Linked DNA regions of Mus musculus: regions 2 and 3 are each linked to region 1. Evidence: chromatin loops called from intact Hi-C (ENCODE). Cell type or tissue: gastrocnemius. All regions are shown on one strand. Each heading gives the region's core, and the rest is flanking DNA. Links, peaks and the distances in the headings are about the cores only. Region 1 overlaps Syne3 (spectrin repeat containing, nuclear envelope family member 3). Region 2 overlaps Clmn (calmin). Region 3 overlaps Clmn (calmin).

What was found. Hi-C counts contacts between places; a loop is a spot of excess contacts. Peaks named below come from ENCODE experiments on the same cell type or tissue, not always from the same donor. Only the 100,000 strongest peaks of a DNase experiment are listed, where the experiment ranks them.
Region 2: it touches region 1 in a loop (4-fold over the local background); 22 of 42 quality-filtered maps call a loop at or near these places.
Region 3: a loop joins it to region 1, with 6 times the contacts of the local background. A loop is called at or near these places in 14 of 42 quality-filtered maps.

Annotation. Positions count from the first base shown.
Region 1 is chr12:104,934,107-104,942,106 of GRCm38, forward strand. Syne3 (spectrin repeat containing, nuclear envelope family member 3) reads right to left here. Exons shown (of 19, transcript NM_001042699.2): 17 at 6,500-6,649; 18 at 5,476-5,514. Among named protein-coding and RNA genes, the nearest start is that of Syne3, 61 kb to the right of the region's middle. In gastrocnemius, for the core only: a CTCF peak has its summit at 2,321 (motif pointing left); DNase peaks (open chromatin) are centred at 2,330, 4,185, 4,203, 4,536 and 5 more places.
Region 2 is chr12:104,832,418-104,842,539 of GRCm38, forward strand. The region is part of intron 1 of Clmn (calmin); the gene reads right to left. Among named protein-coding and RNA genes, the nearest start is that of Clmn, 28 kb to the right of the region's middle. In gastrocnemius, for the core only: a CTCF peak has its summit at 6,764 (motif pointing right); DNase peaks (open chromatin) are centred at 4,886, 5,747, 6,235, 6,793 and 2 more places; H3K27ac peaks cover 346 bases.
Region 3 is chr12:104,766,769-104,776,890 of GRCm38, forward strand. Clmn (calmin) reads right to left here. Exons shown (of 14, transcript NM_053155.2): 11 at 7,721-7,781; 12 at 7,005-7,075; 13 at 6,414-6,506; 14 at 1-5,195. The coding sequence ends at 5,024. Among named protein-coding and RNA genes, the nearest start is that of Dicer1, 20 kb to the left of the region's middle. In gastrocnemius, for the core only: a CTCF peak has its summit at 5,339 (motif pointing right); DNase peaks (open chromatin) are centred at 3,882, 4,976 and 5,265.

The DNA.
Region 1 (8,000 bases), core at 1-8,000:
TGGCAGTCGGAGGTTTTTCTTTGTTGGTTTTGTTTGTTTTCGTTATTTAAATCTCCGCTAGGGAGCTATCCTCTACCACGAGAAGCCAGCCAATGCCTCCTAGGTCTGATACCACAATATCCCAACCCAAGTACCTGTCCAAAGGCAGCCGTTCTCTTTCTACCAAGAAAGAAAGCAGTCGCCACCAAGGCCAGAGTAAACTCGACCGAAAAGCTTCCACAGAGGAGCTGGGGATGGCACCGCTCAGCAGGTAGAGTGCTTGTCCAGCACGCATGAAGCCCTGGGTTTGATCGCCCACACTGGGGAAACTGGCTATGATGGGGTCCACCTGTCACACTGCACTCAGGAGGGAGAGGCAGGCTTAGAAACCTGGTTCATCCTCACAAACATAGCCTCGGCTATGGGAGACTCTGTGGGAGGGGGGGGGGGGAATGGAGTGAGAGAGAGGAAGTGAAGGAGAAAAAAGATGCATAAGGAGAGGCTGTGTCTTCAGTGGGGAAGAGGGAACAAGGACAGCGACCTTACAGAGAGAGGGTTAGATCACTCCACATCTGGTTGAAGGGAATGGGGAAAAGCTATTTCTTTCCTTTTTAAAGATTTATTTATTTATTTATTATAAGTATGCTGTAGCTGTCTTCAGACACAGCAGAAGAGGGAATCAGATCTCATTACAGATGGTTGTGAGCCACCATGTGGTTGCTGGGATTTGAACTCAGGACCTCTGGAAGAGCAGTCAGTGCTCCTAACCACTGAGCCATCTCTCCAGCCCCCCAAAAGCTATTTCTTGATAATTCGAACCAAAAGCAGAGACTCCCCCAGCTAGGTGGGCTAAATGTGTAGCCCAAAGAAAGCCAGAATGAAATCCAATCAGAAGCAGAGATTTCAACTTCCAAGATTCTCAGGTGAAGGTCACCTGAGTTGGTGGGGGAAGCGATTGTGAGTACTCCCTGAGTAGGGGGGTGGGGTGGGGATCGTGAATACTCCCTAAGTGTAAAGGGTGGGGGGGAATCATGAGTACTCCCTGAGTGGAGGTGAAGGGTAATCGTGAGTACTCCCTGAGTGGAGGTGGGGTGGGGGGGTGATTGTGAGTACTTCCTGGGAAAGCTAGACTAGGACAAAAATCTAAATTCCAGTAAGGTGAAAATAGAGGGAAAAAAAAACCTTAGAAATACAATCACACAAAAACCTAATGCCATTCCTAGGTAGGTCTGTATACCAAGAGCCCCACTGTGCGCTGCCCAGTGTACCAAGAGCCCCACTGTGTGGTGTACCCAGGAAGCACCTGTGCCTGGCCCCTGCAAACCACCCTGATTTGCCCTGGAAAACAGCAGCACCAGTCAGACCTGGCATCAAGCGAAAAGACCGTCTTCAGGGAGGGCGGCACCCCACTCCGGGCCACAGAAAGGCCTGAGGTGCGTCCCAGCCCCGTCCCAGCTGCCATCCAAAAAAAAAAAAAAAAAAAGAACTACCATTTACGTGTCGTGTCTGAGGGCTGCAGGCAAGCATCTGCTGGCACCAAGCTGGCTAACGCGTTGGCAGTGCAAATTTAATAAATCTTAATTATTCTGTTTATGCAAACAAACAGACCAGAGCTGCTGACGTAGCTGGAGCGTTAGATGACTGGAGGGCTGGCCGGAGTAAGGGAGTGTGGAGAAGCAACCACACATAAATCATCAGCCCAACAGTGGGCGTCTTTCTTCCCCGTGGATGGAAAAGAATATACAGAATGTTTTCAAGTTGGTGAGATTACAGCCTCTGCAGAAGCCACTGCTGTTCTACCTGGCTGGCCTCTGTATATGCGTGGGTACGTGCATGTGTGTGTATGTGGGTGCATGTATGTGTGCACAAGTTTGTGTGTGCATGTCTGTACAAGTATGCATGTGCATAAGTGTGTTAATGCATGTGTGTATATGTGTGTGCATGCATGTGTGCATAAATAAGCATGTGCGTAATTGTGTGTGTGCACATGTGTATGTGCATGCATGTGTGTATATGTGTACACAAGTATTCGTAACATAAGTGTGTGCATATGTGTACACATGTGTTTGGAGTTTTGTCACACTTGTATATACCTAACCACATAAATAACAATAGGCAGACTATGAATTTCGGCTTTGAATGTCCCACAGAGACTCGTCAGTTAAAGGAATGATCTCCTCGCTAGCTACTTGGAGGAGTAGAATCCTTAAGAAGTGGGGCTGCACATGGTTCACCTATAAAGAACGCTGTCTGCTCTTACAGAGGACCTAGGTTTGATTTCCTGTACCCACACAGCAGCTCACAACTGTAACTCCAGTTCCAGGGAGTCGGGTGCCCTCTTGTGGTCTCTACAGGTACTGCATGCATGTGGTGCACAGACTTACTGCAGGTGAAACACAAAAGTAAACAATAAGGATAAAAGAGGTGGGGGCCCTTCCCTCTTGGTAAGCTGATTTCCTCAAGCATTCTGTAACAGTAACTGAAAGCTGACTAACACAAGACCTCTGTCACTGCTCTTTCTGCTCTTGGAAGAAGTAGGGAGCGTGACTACAGACATGCGAGGCCCTCATATACACTCATATACAGGACAATTGAGAGCCGACAATGTGCCAGTTAACAAGAAGGAAACTCTTCCTGGATTTAGTTCCGTGGACTTCCTTCATGGGAAGATCATGGTTGAGTCATTTGCCAAATGTCACACACACACCAGTGACGGAGCCCGGACTTGAAGTCAGAGCATAATAAACATCAGTTCTCAAAGTGTGGTCCCTGAACTGGAAGTGTGAGCAATACGTGGGGATGTTGGAAACACAGATTCATGAACTATCCAGAGCAGTGGATCAGGACCTCAGAGGGGTTGGACGCAGCCGTCTGGGCTCACAAGCCACCCCTTAGGTCGTCTCTGAGTCCCGAGCTGCCGTGAATGGCTTCCTTCGTTACAGGAGGCTGAGGCTCACTGGCTTAGAAGGAAACCAGCACAGAAGCCAGACTGTTATAAGCCTATGTGTTTGAATCAGGGTGGACACACAGAAAGAACCTTCTGGTTTGTCTACTCAGCAGAACAATGGCTATCATCTCCTGGCTGTAGCTCAACAGGACTAATTGTTGAACCTTGGGGCTATGAACCCTCGTGGCTGCTGCTCTTCAGAGCCTCCTGACCCAGAGACTGTCAACCCCAGTTCCACATAGATGTCCCTGGCACTGTGCACGCAGCCAGGTGCTCAGGCGCTAGGATGGCATACATCACTCTCTTGTTGGTTGGTGGGATTTGAGCACTTTAAACAGCATTCCGCACAGAATCAGCAATGACTCCGTATTGACAAAATAAATGAAATGACTGAAAGGAGAGGCGGTTAGAAGGCACCATGGCTAGACCAGGGATCCAGATGTAACTAACACTTAGAATCTTTCTGACAGGGGTACGTGTGTCATGTCACAGCTAGGAATGTGGTCCAACACAAAACTATAAACAAACAAAATACTGTGAGGGTTTTTTTTGAAGAAGAAGAGGAAGAGGAGGAGGAGGAAGAGGAGGAGGAGGAGGAGGAGGAAGAGAAGAGGAAGGAGAAGGAGGAGAGGAGGAAGGAGGAGGAGGAAGGAGGAGGAGGAAGAAGAAGGAGGAGGAGGAGGAGGAAGGAGGAGGAGGAAGAAGAAGAAGGAGGAGGAGGCCACAGCGGCAACAGCTCTTTGTAACTTTGTAGAACATAATGTTACGTCTCAGTGACTAAAGGTTGGCTGCCCCTGATCAACTCTGGCCTAGGGTGCATGGATGTGGACTCTCAATCATGGAGGGGCTTAAAGTGCAGCAACCACAGGCAGATTGAACACTGATCTTGGGACTTCCATTTCCTCCAGGGGCCACCAGGCCAGGCAGTAGGGATCACATGCCCTTTCCTGACACCTTTGCACTCCACAAAGTTCACATCATTCTGAACTACGGCGAAACACACCTCCCTCAGCACCTCCTGGCTTCACAAAAGCCTTCAAATTAATCCACAGAGTAAATGAAGCCAGTGTGGGCTTCCATTTCACACATCACGAAAGACATGGGAAGACCTAAGGCAGGGTCATCTGTCCAAGGCCACAAAGCTGAAAGGCCCAGGGCTCAGCCTTGGTCTCCCAAAGCTGCCAGAGGCCAGGATTGAACCCAGGGTGTCCACACCAGGGATGCTGACTCTGGGGCACGAGGGATCTGAAGTGACGCCGGGTCCTTTGAACCAGACTGTGCTGTGGACTCACGTTATTAGGGTCAACGTTTGGCAAGAAAACAGTGGTAACACTGGGGACAGCAAGGGACAGGATTGGGGAGACCCTCCGAGCCCCAGGGAGGCCTCCAAGGCACCCTGTGAGACAGCAAAGCATTAGGTGCTGAGGCTGATGCCAGTTAGCAGTCACATGCTGCTGGGCACATCTTGTCTCCATGATGTTCCCTCCACGGGCTTAGAGCTGGGTTAAGGAAGCTATTCCTTGTGAGTGGCAGAGTGCATGGAGATGCCCAGCCACGACTGTCCTGGCTTGAGTTGCAGATGTCCCCACAGAATCGTGGTTTGGACAGCTCGACCCCTAGGTGGCTGTCCCTATTAGGGGAGGTTACAGAGACTATGAGAGTTGGAGCCTAGCTGGCTGAAGCTTATGCCCAGGTCTCAGTACTCAATTTCCCCCTCTCCCCCTTCCTCCCCACCCCTTCTCTCTCTTTCCCTCCCCTTCTCCCAGCCTCTCCCTCTCCCTTCATTGCTAGTTGGTCAGGAAGTGAGCGGGCAGCCATCCTCTGCCACAGGCAGAGCAACGACTTACTGCCCAAGCCCATGCATGAGTCTAAGGATCATGGGTGCATTCTCTAAAACCCGGAGCACCTTAAACAGCACTGCAAAAAGAACTGAGGCCACTGAGCACCAGTCCTGACACCCAGATCCTAGGCTGTGTCATCTGGTGTGACACCTGGTGTCACCTTAGGGGTGCCACCTAGAGGGCAGGAACTGGCACTGTTCTCGCTTTCGCCGTGACCAGTACGGGAAGAGCCAAAGTGTTTCAGTGGACAGCAGTGGGCACAGCCTGTCTGGCAGAGCAAAGGACTCCACCACCCTTTCTAATGAGTCCCCTGGGGCCAAAAAGGCCACAAGATCTATTTGCCTGGGATAGTCCAGGCTCCTGGGCCAGTCCTGGTTTACATCTGCTGTCACAGGTATAATCAGTGCAGCATTCAGTCTCTCTCCAGAGTGTCCCGAGGCCTGGATGACAAATCCAGGGTCCTTCTCAGTCTCACGTCAAGGCTAAGTCATCTACACACACTTCAATCCCTCCCTGAGCCTGGGGCTTCCTGAGAACACACACCTCGGGGGCCCAGCCCATTACAGACCAAAGCTGATTCTCCATCTGTGATCTCCAGCTCTCCGGGAACATTCTAGAAAACCCAGACACCCTGCGCCAGAGTCACAGGCTCCAAGCCTTGCACATTCTCTGCCCTCTAGCTGTGTGGAACAGATGGCAGACACGTACCTTCTGGAATGCAGTCAGCTCCCCCGGAGAACTCTCGGTCTGTTATTTTAGGGAAAGGAGAAGAAATGGGGTTTAAAAAAAAAAAAAGTCAGCTAGGCGCGTAAAACTTAAACCCCAGCAGAACCCCCGTAACAGAATATTCATTCTGTCAGGGGAGTATTTTGTTCAAACTGCTGGTCATCTGGACAGCCTGCACCAGCAGGGGATCCCATTTAATGAGCTTTTTAACACACTTCAGGTCCAGGTGGCACTGTCTGGATGGCCTTGGCCAGGGCTCGGAATGTGGTCGATATGGCCTGGGCTGAGCTGACACCTAGTGGCCAACCTGGCAATTGCAGAGCCAAAAAAGCCTGGCTTGCCTCAAGCTGTGGCTGAAAAGTGGGGTCCAGGGAGCCACCCTACCCGCTCCTTCCTGGACCCAGGACACTTAACTTCTTTGTCTCGCTTTGGTCACCAGACCCTCTCCTACACGGGCAAGTTAGGAGGTCATGGTCTTTAACAAAGGCTATCATTATCTTAACCAATGGTTTTCGTAGGGACAGGAGGTCCAGGAGATAAAAGGGCTAGCCAGGAAGAGAGGAGCCGAGGCTCAGGATTCAGCTCCATATGGCATCCCCATGGCAACACCACGCCCCAGTGAAGGGCTATGTGGCCCTTCTAGCCTTGGGGTTAGGAGTGGGACTCAGCTATTCCCCCTGGAGTCTGGGATGCAGCTATTCCAGCAGAAGGTGGTTCTAGGATCAAATGGGAAATGATGTAAAACTATAACACAGAGGGAGCAAGACATCTTTATGTACTAAGCAGGAGTCACTGCCCTTAGTCATAGACTCCAGCCTCCCTGGGAGGTAAGATGGATAAATAATATTACAAGAACCTGAGAGCCAAGAGTGTTCCTCTCCTCCTTTAAGCAGCCACCGTGGCCTGATAATATGGACACGCAGGAATGAACATGCATAGATGCAATTCTGTCTCCCCGAGACATGGTTGCCTCCTGGGACCCCCAACCTTTGGCCCCAGCACCTACCAGCAGGTGGCCAGAGTCCTTGAGCTTGGACTTGTACAGCATCCACCGGTAGCGCAGATCTTCCAGCTCGTTGGAGGGGTCCCTTGCCGGCCTGAGACGAAGCAGGTTCTCAAAGAGGTGCTGGCCTTCTGGGATTCGGGCCTCCAGCTCCTGAGAGAGAAGGTGGCATCATGCCACAGATGCCCAGTGGCTCAAGAACCCCACCTGGCTGATAAGGATGCCAATCAAGGGCCCCATGAAGCATGCTGGGAGATGTGGGCAGGGCCAGTAATATGAGATTCTCATCCATGCAAGTTTTTTAAAAAGGGTTTTTAGGGATGGAGAGATGGCTCAATGGTTAAAAATTATGGCTGTTCTTTTAGAAAACCTGAGTTCAGTACTCAGCACCCAAATATTGATTCATAACTATTTTTAACTTTAGTTCCAAAGACTCTGATGTCCTCTTCTGGTCTCCAAAGGCACCAGGCACAGATGTAGCACATAAGGGCACAGACATTCATGCAGATAAAACACTCATACACATAAAATATTCTTTTTAAAAATGGGCCCTAGACGTATTTATTTTATATGCACGAGCATTTGCCTGCCTATATCTATGTGCATCATGAGTGTGCACGAGCATTTGCCTGCCTATATCTATGTGCATCATGAATGTGCACGAGCATTTGCCTGCCTATATCTATGTGCATCATGAGTGTGCACGAGCATTTGCCTGCCTATATCTATGTGCATCATGAGTGTGCCTGATACCTACAGAACTGGAGTTGTGGATGGTTCTGAGCCACCATGTGCATGCTGGGAAGGAAACGCAGGTCCTCTCCAAGAGCAACAAAAGTTCTCGACTACAGAGCCATCTTTCCAGCCTTGCATCCAGAATGTCAGAGAACTCCCAACAGGCAGAAGAATGGCAGTGAGGCTGTTACTCCCAACACTGACAAACTGGGATCACAAAAGGTTTGTCACAGTGGTCACCATGATAAAATAATGATCACTGAGAGATGACACTGCTGGCATTTGAGACTGCCAGCATTGTTGCTCAGTCACGTAAGCTTTATCTGTCTAAGAAGACCACGGCTTTCCCCTAGGGTGACATTTCCTCCTCCCGGGAGTCCTGACAGATGCTGTGATGTGGGGATCAGGGGTCCACAGGTTGGAGCGTAAGCTTCAATCCCAGCTTTGGACCCTGGCTAAGCTACTCAGAACCCACCCCCGTGTGGGATGGACTGGAGGTCATTTGATATGACTGGAATAGAGGGTGGGGAGTGGGTGGGTGGACTTGCTGGTGATGTGCGGCTCCCTCCGTAGGATAAGCCATTCACTGAGAACATTTAAAGCCAGCAATGGACTACCAAACAGGGGCAGCGAGTAAGGACAGAGTAAGGGGTGGAGTCACAGCCTCCACGGCAGAGCACTTGCCTAGTGTGTCGGAAGCCCTGGGCTCAATCCAAACCACCACAAACCAAGTAAAGGCCCCACAGAAGCCCCAGACATGGACGAGGCC
Region 2 (10,122 bases), core at 1,177-9,176, 100 kb before region 1:
TTCCAACCCAAGCCATCCTAAGCTGTGTTGTTTTTTTTTAAAGATTTATTAATTATTATACATAAGTACACTGTAGCTGTCTTCAGATGCGCCAGAAAAGGGTATCAGATCTCATTATGGGTGGTTGTGAGCCACCATGTGGTTGCTGGAATTTGAACTCAGGACCTTTGGAAGAGCAATCAGTGCTCTTACCTGCTGAGTCATCTCACAAGTCCTACGCTGTGTTAAGAGTCTGGCTCATTCACTTGTCACAAGGGCCTGGTGTACTATAGAGGACCCTGGACCCCACAACTCCTTCCTATAGCAAGAACCTGGAAATTAGCAGCAGCCTCTAACTGTCTGTTCTCTGTGCATCAAAAATGGATCTCGGGGCTGGTGAGATGGCTCAGTGGGTAAGAGCACCCGACTGCTCTTCCGAAGGTCCAGAGTTCAAATCCCAGCAACCACATGGTGGCTCACAACCATCTGTAACAAGATCTGACTCCCTTTTCTGGTGTGTCTGAAGACAGCTACAGTGTACTTACATATAATAATAAATAAATCTTTAAAAAAAAATGGATCTCCACCAGGCATCTTATCTGGCAGGGGAAGGGGCGAGGGGGGTTTCCTGCAAGCAGGTGGCATCAAAAGGCCAGGTAACAAATGCTACAGCTGGGCTAGCATACCCTGGAGCTGGGCAAGGATCCTCTGGAACTGGGCTAGCATCTCCTGGAGCTGGGCAAGGCTAGCAATCCCTGGAGCTGAGCTAGCCTAGCAATCCCTGGAGCTGAGCTAGCCTAGCAATCCCTGGAGCTGAGCTAGCCTAGCAACACCTGGAGCTGGGCTAGCCTAGCAATCCCTGGAGCTGGGCTAGCCTAGCAATCCCTGGATCTGGGCAAGGCTAGCAATCCCTGGAGCTGAGCTAGCCTAGCAACCCCTGGAGCTGAGCTAGCCTAGCAACCCCTGGAGCTGAGCTAGCCTAGCAACTCCTGAAGCTGGGCTAGCATCCCCTGAAACTGGGCTGGGCTAGCATCCCCTGGAACAGGGTTAACATCCATGTCCACATTCTTAAATCCCCCCAAACATTATAAATCAGCATGAATGTTCCAAGCATCTCCCACAGTGTGAGCAAGTGCAGATCCCTACCTGTTCAAATGCATTAAAGCTCATCTCAGAGCTATGTTCCGTGGGCATGGAGCCACTATTTCCTCATATGACTGTATATGCCCTGAGGCTGGCCAGCTACTACTCTGCTATGGCCACTTCGCCTTTGCCCAGCTGCTCTGCTCCACAAAAGGCAGCCAGCCACCTTCCCAAACAGAAGCCAAGCAAATAAACCCATCCTAACCACTAGAGTGCCACACAGCAAAAGCTGGGCTGGAAGACCAGCTAGAATGAGCAGAGTGGTCTTTCCAGCATCTATTACTGCATGCCTAAGGAAAGGAGAGGCCACTTCATCTGCACAGAGCGAGTGGCATGCAGGGGCGGCACTGAGGGCTTCAGAGATGACATCGTACCCACTGTGAAGTGGGGATTACTCTTTTTCTGCAGTAGCAGGACAGGCAATGGATCTAAAGCAATGGATCTAAAATCACCTGGCATGGTGATCAGGGTTAACTGTCAACTCGAAAGAAGTTAGAGTCACCTGGGAGAATCCCAGAGAATGTCTGCAGGACGCATCTCCATTTCATTAATCGAGGTGGGAAGACCCATCAGATGTGGGTGGCACCATTCCCTAGGCAAAGAGATCCTAGGATGGAGAAGTGCAGAGAAGTGAGGTGAGCCCTGGCCTGCCTGCATTCCTTGCTCTCTCCTGACTGGGGAGACAATGTGACCAGCTGTTTTAAGCTCTTCCATGTCCCCATCTGGAACTATGGAGTTAAAAAAATATGTTGTTTCTGTCAGGATACTTTGTTTTGGTTTGTTTTGGTTTTGGCTTTTTTGAAACAGGGTTTCTCTGTATGGCCCTGGCTGTCCTGGAACTCACTTTGTAGACCAGGCTGGCCTCAAACTCAGAAATCCGCCTACCTCTGCCACCGAAATGCTGGGATTAAAGGTGTGTGCCACCACCACCTGGTGTCAGGATACTTTGTTATAGCAACCAAAAGAAACTAGAATATTCAGTGTGTCCTTCTGGGATTCCAAAAAATTCCCCTTAGAGTCTAGCTGGAGTCTATGGCATGGAGTTGACAGGTACCCCAGGGCTCTTCCTGCAGGGCCCTATCCTGCTGCCTAGTGGTCATATGGCCTACTGGAGCCTGGCCTATGTGACCAGAAGGGAGAGGCCAAGTAGCCATACCCACTCAAGGAAGAGGCTGGGAGGAGAGGGAGGTATCTATTCGCCCCTGACTTCAACCTGCTTTTGGGGATTTGGGGACAAAGGTCCTTGTGGAACTTGCACTATGAACAAACTTAGAATGGACTTGTTAGATGGTAAAAGTTTGAGGTGAGCTGGGCGGAGCCCAGAGCTGCTGGAGGAGGAGTCAGGACACCTGAAGTATATCCTCTGAGCTGTGCCTCAGTTTTCAGCCAAACAAAAGCAGTAGCAGCACCAGCCTGGGGTGGAGGAGGGGTGCTGTGAGCCTTAAAAGAGGAAGCACTGAGAGGAGGGCAGGCAAAGGGTTTTAGGAGACACTCGCTAATCACTGGTTCTCGGGGTCACCACACATCAGTAAGTTCTCACTCCAGCCTTGCTTATCCATTCAGTGGCCTGCCTTAAGACCAGCCCCTTAAGATAGCCTGAACGAAAAGCTGGGGAGTCTCAGAACAACCTCAGTGCACAGGGGCCATGTCACCCGCAGACACAGAGGTCAGGCCTCCATCTCTACAAGACACGGGTGACACAGTTAACACTCAACATCCCCATTCCCACACCTCTCTGGACAGCTACCACGGCAGTCAACGTCACCGGTCAACCTGACAAGCAAGCCCACAGGAGACAAAGATTTGGCCATTATTCTAGATGTTTCGACGAAGGCATTTTTCGAATGAGATGAACATAGAAACTGGCAGTGTGGGTGGGCTTCGTCTAATCAGCCTGCAGACCCTCCCCTGCAGAGTTTGGATCTGTCGCACACACACACACACACACACACACACACACACACACACACACACAGAGTGATAGCTGCTTCTGCAGCTGATCTGGACTCCTCGGAATAGGTGTGACCCCTGGCACTCGGGAGCCTGAGAAGGAGAGAAGAAAGCCCTGTCTATGTGTCACGTTTTCTGTGGGTAATGACTTGCTATTGCCCCTACTAGATCAATTTCTCATTTTTGCTTCCTGATGAATCATATTCCTGCGGCTGGCTGAAATGAGATGCAGCAAGCCACTCTCCTCATGCCCAGACAGAGCTCTGTTTAACATTTACCTTCAGCCAGCTTGAAGGCGGGGTAGGGGTATATGTGCGTGTGCGTGTGCCTGAGCCTGTGCGTGTGCGTGTGCGTGTGCGTGCATCCCAGTGATATTCTCCAGCTTTGAGAAGAACACGCTGCTTTAAAGAGCTATAGACTGAGTGTCATCAGAGTTCTCCATAGCAACAGCCCACCCCTGCCTCCCGTCCCACACAGGCCTCTGGGAATTCCAGCGATCTTCCTCACAGAGACTGGACCTGTCATAGGCCACCACTGCAGACACTGCTGGCCATTCAGGAACCACGTTGGGTTCTCCGATTGCTTGCTTCCCTCCTTTCTTTAAACTGGATTATATTCCCCCTCCTCCAACTTCTCCCAAAACCTCCCTAGCTCTCTCCCCATCCAACTTCATGTCTTCTCTCTCTCTCTCTATCTCTCTCTCTCTCTCTCTCTCATTCTCCCTCTCCAAGAAGAAAAAAGAAAAGAAAATAAAAAACAAACAAAACTAATATAAAAACAAATAAAACACCACAGAGTCCATTTTTGTTGTTATTGTTGACCAGCTGCTCCTTGGCCTGGGGCCTGGCCTGGAGAGCGTGCGCACAGTGAGACTCCAGTGCCCTGGAGCTGCGCTCAGTGAGACTCCAGCGAAGAAAATTGACTTCCCTTTCTCTGCAGGGATCAGTTACAAATAGCTCTTCACTTCCTATAATGTTGCAACACCCATCGGCACTTCATTGCTGTTTATAATATTCCACAGCATGCAGATAGTAGCATCTATCAGAGTTTTATCCTTTTCGATTGCTGAGTAATATTCCATAATATGGACATACCACAGTTTATAGGTCTGGCATGACCTACAATTTCTGTGATGGGCTTGGGATTGTTGATGGACATTTGGGGCTGTGACTCTGCTATGAACACTTGTGGGATTTGTTTTTTATTTTGAGACAGAGTCCACTATGGTAACTTGTGATTCCTGTCTGTCCCCCTCTCTTGGAGCAACCCTCGCTGCACCCCTAAGTCCTCAAATCCTGATTTTTTTCCCCTCCACTAATGTACTTTACAATACCACACCTTCCTCTTTCCTTGTCCAGCACAATATACTGTGCCCCACACTATACCGACACCTTCCAGGCTCCCACGGGCTGCATGGTACCCCCAATCCTCAAGTGAATTAACATGTGTGCCCATTCTGCCAAGACATGGTGGCTCCTGGCCTGTGATGAGCTGGCATGTCATCCTGTGGTCAAGCAACAAACACACTGCCACATGTCATGTCCTGTCAGGTTCCTGAGCATCTGCCCCTATATCCCACCCCTTGCCTGGCCATAGGTGGGAGGGAAGCACCCCCTGAATGTCAGAATGCTGGCCCCCTCCTGTATCTTTTATTCTGGAAACCCCATGTGGGAAGGAGACCTCCTTTGGTCTAGTGTGTGTCTTCTGGGGCTCTATGCAACAGTCCCTCAGCCTTTCAATAAAAATTTACTGAGCTCAGTGAGGACTCAGGCAGCAGTGCTGGCAAGGATCCACCCTCACAAGCAAAGCTGATGAGTCTGGGACAGAGAGGCCACCAGGCAGAGGGAGAAATATGTGGGAGGCACAGACTGTACCAGGGACAGCAGCCAGTGATCAGGGACATCAGCAGAGAGGGAGGGGAGGAGGGAGAGGGAAAGAAGAGATTGCAATGATGCTCCAGCCTCGAAGACTCCTGTGTCACACACACACACAAAGACACACACACACAGAGACACACAGAGACACACACACAAACAGACATACACAAACACACACAGAGACACACTCACAGACACACACATACAAAGACACACACACACACACATAGACATACACAAACACACACACAGACAGGACATCTATCGGTTGCTGGAGACATTGCATGTTTTACAATGGGAGGACAGAAGCTATTGGCATCTAGGTTTCAGAGGCCAGCACACTACTGTCCAGCTGCAAAGCACAGAGCAGACCTGACAGAGTGTTGCTCCTAGCACAAGAGCCACAGGGATGAGGCAAAAAGCCTGACCCAGAGGAAGAGGCCACTGGATCTAGAGCCAGCAGAGTCAGAAGTGATCCCCCCCCCCCACACACACACTTAACTTGCAGATGGTCCCCAACCCAAGACCATTCAATATCTATTTTCCCACTTTCAACCATACAGTCGAAACCCCTGCTTGCATGTAAACCTGGCTCCTCCCCCCCAGCCAGCCATGTGCAGCCAATCACCTCTAGGCACTGAGCTTTGCTAACTTCCACGCAGTAGGAATGAGTGTGGCCTCTGCAGGCTAGAGATAGCAATGTACAGGCTGGCCAGTGCCTCGAATGCCACCCGTGACTGTGACAGACTCTGGCCTGCAGAGCTGAAAGATAAGAGGGCCGTGACAATCTATCCCAGCAGCCAGAGGTATCCTGCCCAGCACCTCATGGCACGGAGGCTCCGACTGTCAGGGCAGCTGACATTCTAAGCGCTTGCCATCCTCCCGCCCTTGGCTTTAGCGTGTAGCAGACGCACCGTGCATCTGGTTCTATTGTGGAATTAAGGGTGCAGAAAAAGCAGGAACTTTCGGAACAGGGGGTTCTGATGCCAAAGCAGACACCCTGTGAAAATGTGCCCGATCTCTCATGGAGATCAAGACAGTCACCATCACCATGAACGCTTCCCACACTCGCCTGGCTTCCACCAGATAGTATCAGACCCTCCATTTCTTCTCAAGAACTACAGTAAAAGAAAGCATCTTGGGAGGAAAAAGTGTTGGCTAGCTAGAGTGGACCACAGGGGGCTGTGATCATCTCTGGTCCCTAGTAACAACACCCACTCTGGGCTAAGCACAAGTGGGTGCTTCCTGTCCATCTGGGGCTTGGCCCCCATGAAGGAAACCACCTGTCAGCTCCTGGGTGCCAGATGCCTCACAAGCCTGCCAGTGGCTCCTTCCAGACTCTTCCACCCACCCAGTTCTGCACATAGAAGGCTCCTGCCTTATTACCACTAATAAGAAGGCACCTTGATAGCCACAGCCTGCATCAGAAAGGAAATGAAACCCAAACAGCAGCATGTTCCATGGAAATGTCCCTGGCCACAGCAGCTGCCTCCTCTCCCTGGAGGCTCCTTATTTGCAGGAACAAATGCTTCTTTAGCAGAAAGCCACCAAAGGGACCCACTCACGGGGAGGCTGCACCTGCCTCTTGCAAAGTAGCACCCTCAGAAAAAAAAAACAAAAAACAAAAAACAATCCAGTCATGGTTCAGAGTCCCAGAATTCAATTCCTGTCTCCTGTGACCCAGTGTCTCTCCAGGTAGGCGCATGTCCCAGGATGATGTCGTTAGAAGTGGGGATGAGAGAGAAGATACAAAGACCTGACCAGAGCTGGAGGGACCAGAGGGACAAACCAAGCTGCCAAGAGCAGAGAAGCCACCACAGGGGGGCACTCTCATAGCACAGGGCACCGTGAGCCAGCACTGGGCACAGGAGAGGTGGGGGCACAAAGAGGGGAAAGTGACATTAAAGGTATATTATACAGATGTCCTAAAAGCAAGGAGAGAGCGCATAGGGTGCCTGCCAGGCTCCTGTTACCAGTCATGGTGTGATTTCTACCCATGACTGTGTTCCACATCACTGCAGGCCTGGGAACGGCTCCCAAAGGCGTTCAGGGCCTAGGGGGTAGAGTTGAGGAGCCAGCGTGGTCACTGAGTGTCAGCCCCCCCAGGCCCCCCCCCCCAGCTCCAGTCTGAGCTCAGCACCTAATCAGAAAAACCCAGAAAAAACAATCCATCCGTGGGAACTGAGTCACACGAGGCAGGTGCAGGGAGATGATTTGATTTCTCCTCTGTGTTTTTGATACCATCCGTAGACAGTGGACATGTACCTCTCTGCAAACCAGAAAGGATGCTATTTTTACAAGTCTCTAGAGAGTTCACCGCCTCTCCTAGAATCGCTTAAAATAACAGCCCCAACTTCACTAGCACCATCTCCGACCAGCTCCGTGACAAGAGGCTCACTGTCCACAGGAAGGCAAAGAGAAGCAGGACACTGACAAAAACAGAGGTGAGGATGGAAGAGGAAATGCCCCTGACTGTGCAGGTGAGGAAGGGGCCACAGGCTAGGGAATGCAAGAGGCCCCTACAAGTTAATGGCAGCAAGAAACCAGGTGAACAATACCTTGACTGTCACCAGGGACTGTCAGACTCTGATCTGCAAAAATGAGATAATGGTGCCATTGGATGCAGTTGTGACAATATAGATGTATTACTGTATGTATGTATACATGCATACACACACACACACACACACACACACACACACACGCACGCACACCAGGGTACTGGGAGTCGTTGGCTCTCAGGGCAGCTGCTGAACTCAGCATGCAGCAGACTCCATGAGTCTGCCCTATTACACCAGGGTTAAGGATGCAGAGAATATGAGGACACTCAGAGCAAGAAGCTTGGGTGCTTGAATCCCGAGACCCATGACACTGGCTCCTCAACTTCCAGGAAGGGACTTTCTCCTGCACTGACTGTCCCCTTGTTACTAGACCACACCTTGACTTTAAATAGGCTCAGGTGCAAGTCTCTGAATACTGTGTCCTCACACAGTCTCAAGGGGCACCAAACACCCTCCAATCCCACCTGCTCTCAGATCCCAGGGCTGGCACCTGCAAGGCTCTCAAAGGGGCCAGGACTGGCTGACAGGGAGACCAAGAAGACTGGGAGAGGCAGGAGCTCAGAACAGCAGGTACCAGAGAGCCATGAGACAGGCAAGAGCATAACTTTTCTGGTCCCCACACAGGACACCAGCCGTGTGCCAAAACCAGGTAGCAGGAACCACAGAAAAGTGAGCAGCAAAGCCAAGTGCAGGCTGAAGATGGAGGATAGAGAGGAACACACGTGAGGGAACGGAGCAGCCAGAAAAATGGCGAACAGGAACAGAAGGGAATGAAGACACCCTCCTTCCTTCCCTCCCTCCGTCCTTCTTCCTCCCTCCATCTCTCCTTGCCCACCCCTTCCTCCTTTTCAAACCTTCTCTGATTTGTCTTTTAATCAGCTCAAATGCACACACACATCTAAGCCCCTCACCCCCATCCCAACCCTGGTCTACTAAGCTGTGGTCTTCATCAGAGATCTCTCTGTATCCAAGCTCAGCCTGACCCTGGTGAGTGAGGTGTAGGGTGTACAGGCCCAGGCCAGCTCAGAGGTCAGAGGCATCCACCCCTGCTCTGCTTGGGAAAGGAAAGAACAAAATAGTACAAGGTTCAGCCCTTGCTCAGATGTCCCTGGTTGAGGATGGGGCCCAGGCTCGTTGGGGACCCAGAGGTCTGGGGTCGTCCACAGGATTACAGTCTCCAGGGAACAGTAGGAAGGAGGACAGGGGAAAGTGGGCCCAGTGCCTCCTAATCCTGCCAGTTCTCAGCATGCTCAGGCCTGCTGAATGCCAACAAGAGGTACCAATCTCATCATGTAGCTAGGATGGTGAGGATGGGGGAGGGTGGGCTGGAAGTCTCCTGCGAGCTGCTTTCTCCCCAGCACCTTCCACCTCCTGTCCAGGCAGCCAGAGCCCTTGGCATCCTTAGCCCGGTCATAGTCCAAAGTAAGGTGAATAGGCCCACACTTCTGGCAGAGGCAGCGCTCTGTTAACAAATATTTTGCCTCTTGTGCCTCAGGCAGTGATGAGACAGAGGTGGAGGAGAGCCAGGTTTCACCCTGGGCAGCTGCCCAGCAGAGGCCACAGGTGTATCAGCAAGTGGTACCACAGGACAAGCCAGGCAGGAGCTGGGAACAGCAGGGGACATAGAAGGCTCTCAAAGAAATGACAGCAGACCTGCCTGGAGATACACACAGTTCTCTGAGCTGAAAGAGCCCTTGGCACAAAAGGAAACCCAGGAAGATGGCTGATGGAGAGTCCACTGGGACGAAGGTCAGCAGTCTCATGTTGACCAAGGGACTTGGCCACCGACACTGAGAGGGTCAAGTGCCTCCTGGCCTTGGGGACCTTTGTACTTTAGTGTTTCCTCTGCCCAGGGTCCTTTTGTCTCAAAATTTTGCCTTGTTTGTTTCCCTGGTTTCATCTCCTGGCAAAACTTCCCCTGGCCACACAGAGACGTCTCCTGTCATCTTTCACTGGTTACTGTAACAAATTACCTCAAACATGGTAGCCTAAAAGGTTGCAACTGTATCCTATAACTCTGGAGGTCAAATGGCAGAAATGAGCCTCCCCAGGCTAAGTTCCAGGCTCTCCCTTCTGAGTATTTCAAGGGACTTTCAAGCATTCTGTTTTTCTCTTTTCTCCTCACTCCCTCCCAACACCTGCTTTTGCTGTAGTTGCTAAGACGGGGTTGAGTCCCTCACATTGCACGGTCCTAGAGGCTTCAAGCATGCCTGTCAGACTCAGCATGGAGGCAGGGATGTGGGGGAGGGGGGGTGGCTTGGATATGAGAGGTCCCCTGCAGGCGTCCATGCTGAATACCTCATTCCCAGCCATGGTGCTATTTAAGGGGGTTCTGAAAACCTGAGGGTCCGAGACGTAGTTAAAGGAAGGTCACTGGGGATGTGCCTTTGAGGGTTATATCTGTCCCTAGTCCCTTCCATCTTTTCTCCCCGCCCCCCCCCCCCCCCGCCTACTATGACCTGAACAGTGCCACCTCCCCACACTGATATCCTGCCCAAGCACAAAGGGCCAGGTGGTCACATCTCTGAAACAGCAAAGTCAGCCGGTCCTTCCTCCCTCAAGTATGGTGGTCACAGTCATACAAAGAAAACTAATCAGAGAAATGTCACAGT
Region 3 (10,122 bases), core at 1,105-9,104, 170 kb before region 1:
ACCACACAGACCACATCTGGCGAGGATTTGGGAGATCTACGTGTTCTGTGGGAGAAGCTGGAAACACTTGAAAGGAGGGAGAAAGGCGAACACCTTGAGCCGTGACCTGTGAACGCAGCGTTCTTGTGCCACCCGATGCTCCCAGGGCCCTTCATGTCTCAGAGCTTCAGCAGATTCATTCAAGACAGGTTCACAGTGAAGTCAGTGGGGTCACGAGCCACCTAACCCACCAGCCAGAAAACCCAAAGGCATTTATGGGTCAAGATGGCACACAAAAGCCAAGCACCGGGGTAACCTCGTACTTGGGAAGATGGGGAAAGAGGATCAAGAGTTCAAGGCCAGCCTGGACTATTTAGTAAGACCACACTCCTCCAACCCCTCCCCCCCAAAACAATGAAACTGAAAAGTAATAAAGCTAAACAGAGGATGGGGTACAGAGCATCTGTGCTTGCCTACTTCCCCTGTCGGAAGAAGTGCAAAGGAAGAGAAAGTTCCAGAGCCACGGACTGGAAAAGATAAGCCAAAGGCCACAGGCACCACCCATTCAAAGCTGAAGAAGACCACTGAGAAAGAGGCAGGGAAGGGTCCTCCCTACCATGTGCCTGCAGGGGGCAGCAATGAGGAGCTGCCCAGCTTGGCACCCAAGATGAGCTTGTGGGTTGGGATGGTGACTGCAAGGTGAGATACAGCGCTGATTCTTGGGCCTCCTGCCCTCTCATTGCAGCCAGATGACTGTCTTGCCTCCTATTCATAGAGGACTCGCAGGGCACAGCCCAGGGACAGAAGCAAGGCAGGAGCAGCTTCAAGTGGTTACACAGTGATTCCTGAGACTGCCTGCTTCAAGGCCAGAACACAGAACTCAGGGGTATCTGGGTCCCATCCTATGGTTTGTGCTTGACACTAAGGCACCTGGCCAAGGGAGCATGTGGGGGTTAAAACCCATGCTTTGTCTTACCTGAGGGCTGTGTCTGCTCAGAGATAGAGAAAACAGCTGTCCTCTGCCAACTAAACCAAATATGGATGGTGGGTGGCTTCTGCCCAGAGGGGGACCACTACTAGTATTGCACAAGTGTACTACATGGGCTAACAGCCCTGTGTGTATCCCTCTTTTCCAGGCAGAGGAGTGGCAGGAAGCTCTGTAAGGAAATGGAATAAGCCCCAGAAGAAACATTTAACTACTGACATGGCAGCCTCTCAGAGCTAAGCCAGCTCACTGGGCGACACTGGACAGAACCTTACCAGATGGTTGTCAGAACATCCTGCCAGCTCCTGGGTGTATCGCCCTGAAACATGAGTAGATGCAGGTATCTGTGCACAATGTGAGAGACAGCGACCCAGCTCAACCGAGAAAAATGGACCTTAGAGGACCCAAAGGCACATCTGAGGGCAGACAATGTCCCCCCTCCCCCCAAACAGCTGCGTCAGCCACAAAGAAGACTCACACTCCTGAACCAAGAACAGGAGGCTACACAACAAAACTCAGAGAACAAGGAAGAAGTCTTAGAAGCTAAAAATAAAACATTCTTGGAAAGAGAAGATGGAGCAAATCCCCTCAGAAGCAGATACAGACAGAGGTGAGGGATTTAAGAGACAAAAAAACGTTAGAAGACAAGCCAGGGAGGCCCCATACTGGGGCAGCCAGGGGCTCAGAAAGAAAGAAATTGTAAGAGGATTTAAGGAGTTTCCCATGAGGACCCAGAATAGGTGCCACAGCAAAGGACAGGACACACTCAGGTCAGGCCACCAAGAGAAAGGAGACTGGGGATGTCAACCAGGGAAGGGAGAGTCCTTGTCTTGTACAAAGGCATGGGGCAGAAACGGCATCGGAATCTTAAGTCTGCCACTGGAAAGCAGCAGCAAGGGCTATGTTGCCACCTGCGGAGCTACACCCAGCCACACAGTAGGGCAGGAGACAGACATGTTAAGTCATGGAACAAAACAAAACAAAACAAAACAAAACAAAACTAAAGCTTTTTATTTCTCACATTCCATTTCTCGAAAAGTTGGTGAAAAACAGACAGAGGGGGGGGGGACACAGAAGGAAGAGGAAGAGAGGACACAGAAGGAAGAGGAAGAGAGGACACAGAAGGGAATAGTAGGAGAAACAGCTGAAAGGTAGACAAAAGGGACTATGACCACAAATGAGCCTCAGGGGCAGCTGCCCTTGTTTCAAACCTACAGCACTTTCTTATTTAATAGATGCTAACTAAGCAAGGCTGGAGACGTGATTCAGTAGTTAAGCGCACATGATGCTCTTGCACTGGACCCTGATTCAGTTCTTCATACCCACAGAGGGGATCTGATGCCTTCTTAGGGCCTCCATGGGTACCTGCATTCATGCGCGCGCGCGCGCACACACACACACACATTCACTCACTCTTTAAAAATAAATTTTTTAAAAGATGTCGAGTGACCAACAGCTTGCCAGCAGCTTTCCATAAGTGGTCTCTTCTACATGCCCCTACACTCAAGTGAGATTATTTTTCCCTTTCAACTAGCAACTTCCTGCCAGTTTGAGCCGAATGATGCTTGGGCATCTTGCCTGTAGTAGTTTTAAAGGCTGTTCTAAGCCACAGGAGGCGAGAGAAGCAGTATGCGCAGACTTCGGACCAAGGTCTAGACCCATAAAATAAACGATTCACATCTGGGCCAGCTCCTCTTTGGTACCTCATCTGGGCAAGGACCCTGCAGTGTGCGAGGTCATAAAACATCACACATAAAACCTTTATCATCTGTACTTTTGAACTTCCAATGGGACCAGGGAGCTCATTAAGTCGTTCACTTTCTTTGGAGCTTTGGGCCTTTAACCTGGAAGTGTTCCAAGCCCCCAACCTCTCTCCTCTTAGAAAGCTTCAATTCTTTTTTGGGGGGAGGGGGAGGCAGACGCCAATCAAAATGGCTGAGAAGCCAAGTTTTTAACTGTCCTGACTCAATGTGCTATGTAAATTGTCTGAGTCGTTGGTTTGCTTAAGGAGAATGACTCCTGGGTGAAGAGCAGCGTTCATGTCAGATGCAAGATGTGATGCCTCATTCCCATTGTATCCATGGAAACACACCTCTGGAAGTGACTCTGAGGGTCTTTCCAGAAAGAGGCAAGGCTTGCCCTGAATGTGGGCAGCACCATCCCCTGGACTGGGGGTCCCAACCTGAACTAACACACACTCTTTCCCCCCTTCCCCTTCCTCTGCCTCCCGATACAACATGACTAGCCCCCTCACATTCCTGCTGCCACGATGCCCGCTGTATGATGGATCGCATCCTGGAGCTGTGAGCCCCTAGACCCTCTCCTTTCTTCTTAAGTTGTTTTCTCAGTTGCTTTGTCACAGCAACAAGAGTAGTAACCAACACATAAGCCTTTACAGCCGTCAAGAACATTCTAGAAGGAGCCCAGGCTAAGCTTGGAGGTTAATAAAAGGTCTAAAAAGGACGGCTGTGTTTGAGTGAGGACATTTGTGTACCTGGCTGGACGTTTTCTACAAAGAAAAAGCAATAGTTCCAGACTCGGGGGCCAAGTGGCCTGGGGGCTAGTGACCAGTCTGTGATAGGCTGTGTGACCTTGGCCAGCCTGTTCTGCCTCTCTGAGTTCAGAGATGCTCCCTGAGGCCCATTCTGGACTAACGGTTTGTGGTTTTATAAGGGCTGCCTAGTGTGTTTTTTTTGGGGGGGGGGTTCGAGACAGGGTTTCTCTGTGTAGCCCTGACTGTCCTGGAACTCACTTTATAGACCAGGCTGGCCTCGAACTCAGAAATCTGCCTGTCTCTGCCTCCTGGGTGCTGGGATTAAAGGCGTGCGTCACCACGCCCTGCTAGTGTGTGCTTTTTGAGAGGGATAGCAAGGGCAAGAAGAAGCTGGAGCTTTGCCAGACTTGAGCCTTCGCAAAGTGGACAGGGGACACTGGGGTAGGTAGGGGCCGAGGAAGACAGGAGGGTGAGAAAAGAAACCTTTCTCTTCCTGCAACCTGCCTGCCCCAGCCTATACCCTGGTCCTTTCCAGAAAGCCTTTGCAAGATCTCTGTTTGGTTGACCGCAAAGGATGCTGGTGCCAAGGTACGAATGCCTCCTGAGCCCAGAAACCTGCAGAAACCCTCCCAGCGCCACCATTTGTGGGAGCTTATTTTGGCTGGGCCACTTCCAGCCCCCTGGGGCAACCTCATGCAGCCCCTCAAAAAAGACAGGTTCCATACAGAAGACTCAGCAGAGGAAGGGAGAGTCAGGGCTACCCCAGTCAGCCAGAGCCTTGCTTTGCATGCAAATCTAGACTGGCTTTCATCTGATAGGAGGTCCTACTGATGGGCAGGTTTTAAAACTAGAGCCGTACCTCAATTCAATCAATAAAAAGGCGAATTAAAAACGCAACCCTCCAAGAACACCAAGGTGAAAGACGAATGGGTTGTAGCTCACAACAAACCTGGCAGAAACACCCTCTTCTTTGGAGTCTGCCAATGGCCGGGTGTAATTTCCAGTGAACGGGCAGGTATGTGCTGTTTAAGTCCCCAGCAATGGATGACCAGGCTGGGGCAGGTTATCGCTCAAACACTCACACTTGAAGGCAAACAGGGTACCGTTCTTCCTACCACAGACTCCGCTCTTTCTCAGAGTTGGGCAGGCCCTCCCCTGAGATAAAAGGAAGTAACTCAAGCTCCTCCAGGACCTTAGGAACCTGCATGTGCACATGTTAAGACCCAGGTTTGGGGTACACATTAGTAAGGACTCGCATCTGACCAAACAAGGCACATAAGGAGGAATCGCGTCCACAGATCCAGCCTCAAACCTGAGCTGGGAGCACACAGTCTGGAAAGAAAGCATGCTCTCGGGGGGGGGGGGGGGCTGGGAGGGGGGCTTAGAGAATCAGAGGACATGTGAGCAAAGACTGAACCGGACAGCAACAGGGGGTGTGGGGCCTGTGCTCCCTCTGCCGTCTTCCATCTCTGCACAGGTGGCTCAACCCTGAACAGACAGTAAGATGCGGTAGAAAGACTCCGCCCTGGCCAGGGTCCTGTCTTTTTATTCTCCAGACACATGTTTCAGAGCCGGCTGACATCAAGCTGTGGGAAGAGCAGTAAGCAGTAAACGAGGAGCCAGAGGAAGAGAATGAAATATATCACGTCGGGCTGCTGTACAAACTGCGTCAGAGAGTCGTTGGGCGGGCTCTGGTTCCCCAGGGGCACAGCTTCTCCAGAGGAGTTGGTGCCAGTCCTGCAGAAGGAAAGAAAGGGACAGGATGGTTATTGGTGGGGTCCCTATGATTGGAAGACCATCCTGAACCTCAACCCCACAACCCATCCGCAGATAAAGGCTCCCATAATACATCAGGGAGGTCCCCATTTGTGTGTGTGTGTTCCAGGAGAGGGAGCTCCATCACCACTCCCTAACAGAAGGAGCCATGCCAACCATTTCACAAATGACCACAGTGACAGTCATTGGGCAGCAGTTGTCAAAGGCCACACAATTACTTCATGATAGAGCTGAGCCAGGTCTCCTGGGACAGTTCAGGAGGAGGTAGGACTGCCAGCTCTCACCTACCTACGCCTCAGTTACTAAAGGGACTTTGGCTGATAATTTCAAAGCAGCTACTGGGGACAAACAAGTCAAGTCACCCCAAGTTTTGCCTTTGACAGGTTGCCTTCAGAAGCACTGTCAGCTTTGATTTGGGTCAGAGTTACCTTTCTTTTAGGTGGTGGGAGGGGGGGTTTAACAAGTGAGCCAGGTTGCTTTTGCCTGGCAGGTAATGAACGGGGTGCTAACTGGAGGGAATAGGTGGTGGCAAAAACCAACCATCCCAAGGAAAGGTAGGAAGGGGTGGGTGGGGAACTGATACACAGAAGCCTGAAGTATGAGCTGCACAGGGCCATTTTCATGTCACAGCCCACAGGGGCTATGGGTGGGCTGTGGCATCTGCAATGGAGTGATTTATGGCTGAATACCAGACACAGGGTACAATTTTCCTAGCTTGCATAGAAAAAAATATAAACTCTGTGGCTGGAGGTAGGGAACACTCCTGAACATGTCAAGTTTTTCTTGCCAATGCCCTACCTGATCAAAGCTAAAAGCATTTTCTCCCTAGCTGCGAACTCCCTTTGGCGGAAAACTGAAATTAGCATTTCCATTTTAGGCTTGGGAAGGAAGCAGGGGATCCTGCTTGTATTTGTTTTTAGGACACATAAGAGTGGAAATCCTAGGGCATTGGGTAGAGACGACCGAGCCTGGTCATATAACCCTTCCAAACCTGAGCAAATCCGCAGGGGTGGGGCAATAGGATCAAGCACTTCTGTGCCTTTAACAGGGTAGGGCTTAGTCAGAACTAAGATTCCTTTCGGGGGCTCTAAGGTTCGGGAGTCTCAGCACCAGTTTACTACTGTAACTTGAGAACTATCAACTAGACAATTTAGTTCTCCACCAGTAACGAATACTTTCATAGACAGCCTGGCATGTTTGTACTCGCGCTTCATGTCTGCTCTGATGCCGTAGAACTGTAAAATCAGCTCAGTGAGCTTCTGAGAATTGTACCTGCAGTGGGACAGAAGGGACAGAGAGTCAGGCCCTATGGGAGGGGATGCATACAGCTCTACCTCTGACAACCGCCTTCTGCCCAAGACACATACTGAGCTGTGCGCTGCCTCTCTGCCCGGATTCAGGGATTGCTAACTTTTCCCTCATCCACTTACATTCACTTTACTTCATTTGGAATAGCTATTTTCTGGTATTTTCCCAAATTATTAACAGCATGGTCAATAAGCCATAGCCGAAAAATAATGGCCCCTGTGAGTTAGGATATATACATATATACATGCACACACATAAATATGTATTAAAATAAACATATATGTATTTAATAACATATTAAAATATATAGAAATATATTTATATTATATTTATATTATATGATATTTATAAAGAGAAATATAAATACATAAAATAGATAATATACAAATATATAAAATATATTTATAAATATATATATAAATATATTTAAATTCCATAAACTTATGGAATGAAGCCACCAACCTGTTTAACACTCTGTTTCTCCTGTCATCCAGATCAGCTGCGTTCCTCAATTGAACATAGCTAAAATGGTCCTACAGTGAAATTTATAAACAAAACCCCGCAACCCAATTAGTAAAGATGAAAACTCTGAAACAGAAAACAAGGTGATTTTAAGCTTACAAAGCTGACCACGCCACGCTTTTCTCGATACTGCAGACATCTAGTTTCAAAAATCAAATTGCTAAACAGTAGATACCTCTGCCTCCTCCCCTGACCTCCCCCCCCCCCAAGGGTGATCGGGAAGAGACCCACCCAACCACCTAGCCTGGATCTGGAGTGAGGGCCTCTGCAGTTCTCAGCACTTGCAGATGTCACAAGGGAACCCTCGAGTGGCTGGGTACGATTGCTCTGCCTTTGATCTTTCCAGATGTGGGTGCGGGGTTAGGGAGATGTCTTGGATTTTTTGTTTGTTTGTTTGTTGGTTGGTTGGTTGGTTGGTTGGTTTCACAAAGAGGCCTTGGGGCTTTGGAATCAATGCTTTATTTACATCCTTTCTTGTTCCAACTGGACATCCAACTGGACTGTGCTTAACAAGATTCCAAGTGTGTCTGTCTTCTATCCCCAAGTTAAGGTTGGCGCAGGTCAGTAATCTCAAAGCTCAGGGCCGGGAAGGGGAGGACGGAAGGGAAGGTACCGATTAGCAGGGGCCATAGGGAAGAAGAAGTTCACATACTAACCAATTCCAAAGACCTATTAGTGTGTCGCCGAATGTAAATGCTGGAGTCACTGTGACTATTCCTGAAAAGCAAAGATACGTTGTGAATGGGCACCACCCAGGGCACAAATCACATAGTCACCCAAAGTCACCTTGGCCTGGTGCCTTCCACAGACACTGGACCCTCATCTATACCAAAATACAAATCAGAGTTTTTAACAGAAAGCAGGTCACGTATTTCTAAACTTCCAAGGGTTTAGGTCAGGATTGGGGCCTTTATATCCAAGCATCCTGAGGTTTTCAGGAGTCACCTGCAGTCCCCTGCGTGTTAAGGACAGGGCCGAGCCCAAGGCCCGGAGGCTGGCCTTCCTCTCTGGTGTTCCTTGCTATGCCATTACATTCTGCCAATCTAGCAGCCCTAAGGGATACCACCATTTTTCCTTTCATACACAAGGAGGCTGATTTTATGCCCAAATCTTTTGAGTCTAACATGGAATGCCCTTCTGTCTTTTGCGTAGAGCTGACACCCCCAAAGTGGAGGCATGAGAATCTTAGGCCATCAACTGTGGCTCCTGGCTGGGAGCTGCCAATGTTATGTGGAAACCGAAGTTGTCTTCCCCTGGAGAATGGGTCACCCCGCTTGCTTCAGAAGGCCTTAGGGCCTGGTTGCTGCCTAGCAGAACTAGGTATTTCGTGGCTGCCATGTACCTTGACACCTGTGCCATCTCAAGTTCCTCTAAGCAAGCCCCCTCCATGGCCCCCAGGAGCCTGGCGCTTGGCCTAAGTACACACTCTCAGAAAGGTGCTGTGAGGCAACATCAGTATCTCTCAAATCTAGGTTTCGCTACGTTACCTCGCAAACACTGCACAGGAATGAACGTTACCTCGCAAACACTGCACAGGAATGAAGCAAAATGTAACCTCTGGGTCAAAAGGGATCCTGGGGCCTCAGCAGCTTCCAGAGTGACTTGATCCCCCACGGTGCAGAGCTAGGAGCTCTGGAGCCCTGTTCTTGCCCTTATGTGTAAGTAATACTTCCAAACTCAAAAGCCCATTCCTGGTAAGCGGTAATAATCTCTCTGTTCCCTTCGCTGCAGCAGACTTCCTCATAGATGGGTTTGTGTTACATTGTATCAATATGCACTTTCGAATGGGTGTGAGCCCTGACCCCCTGGCAAGCACAGTCAACCATGCGTTCATCTACCCAAAGAACCGAGTGCCCCTCTCCAAGGCAGAGCCCGGCTAAACGATGGAATCAACTCCATGCCTTGCCCGGGCCTGGGCTATGGAGCCAGTTCAAAGTCAGCCTAGACAACTTAGTGAGACACGCCCTCAAAAGCAAAAGCTAAAAGGGAGCTGGCAAGTAGTGCCGGCTGCTCACCTAGCTCACCTCCTAGCATGCATGAGGCTGTGGTTCAATCCCCAGAACTACCAAAAATCTTAAAGGAAAGGAATGACTGTTCTGTGAAGAAAAACAAACAAAAAACAAACAAATCATGCTATGGTACAAGAATACAGCAGAAATAACCCCTGGGAGTGCTGGAGAGATGGCTCAGTGGTTGACTGCTCTTCCAGAGGTCCTGAATTCAATTCCCAGCAACCACATGGTAGCTAACAACCATCTGTAATGAGATGCAATGCCCTCTTCTGGGGTGTGTCTGAAGAGAGTAACAGTGTACTTGTATATATTAAATAAATAAATCTTTTAAAAAAAAAGGAGGGGGTGATCCAAAACACCTGCTTGGAGGAGATGTAATGGAGTCTTCCCTCCTTCTCCATTTCTCCCCTCCCACCCCCAACCAGCCCTCTCTACCAGAGGCTGAGGTGGAGTGATGGAGAGGAATGTAGTGGGACAGCTCTTCAGTTTGAAGGAGCATAAAGCAAAGTATAAACCCCACGGAGGACAGAAGGCCAAGGCCAGAGGTGTACGTGGGTCCTGTGGGTTCCTAGGCCTCTCTGCCTAGGCCAGTAGACAGCTATGTAGGAAGACCAACTTAATCATGATCATCTAGGAGACAGGTACCCAGAGAAGAGTCCTATCCATTGCTACTCAAGCAAGGAGATTTCAGTGGGGCGCTCTTGGAAGCTCGTGGAAGCTCGGTTTACACGGGGCCAGCAGGCTCCAGGACCCCCCTCACATAATGAACTCGCCTCAATGCTGCCTGCTTACATGGGGGCTGCAGAGTTCTGTTGTGCTAACTAGGTCTACCCACACTACAGCATCTTTAGCCGCACTGTGCCTGAGCAAGACAAGGAAGCAGGAGGTGGGAGGTAACCAGGACTGTTCTGTGACTGGCGTTCAGACTCTGTAGGGAATGGCCAACCACACCTCATGCCCATGGACATGGACACTTCCTTGTCTGTTCTCAGCTGAACTCCACGGCTCGGGCTTTGCTTGCCTCTCCCTCCACGGATGCACAAGGT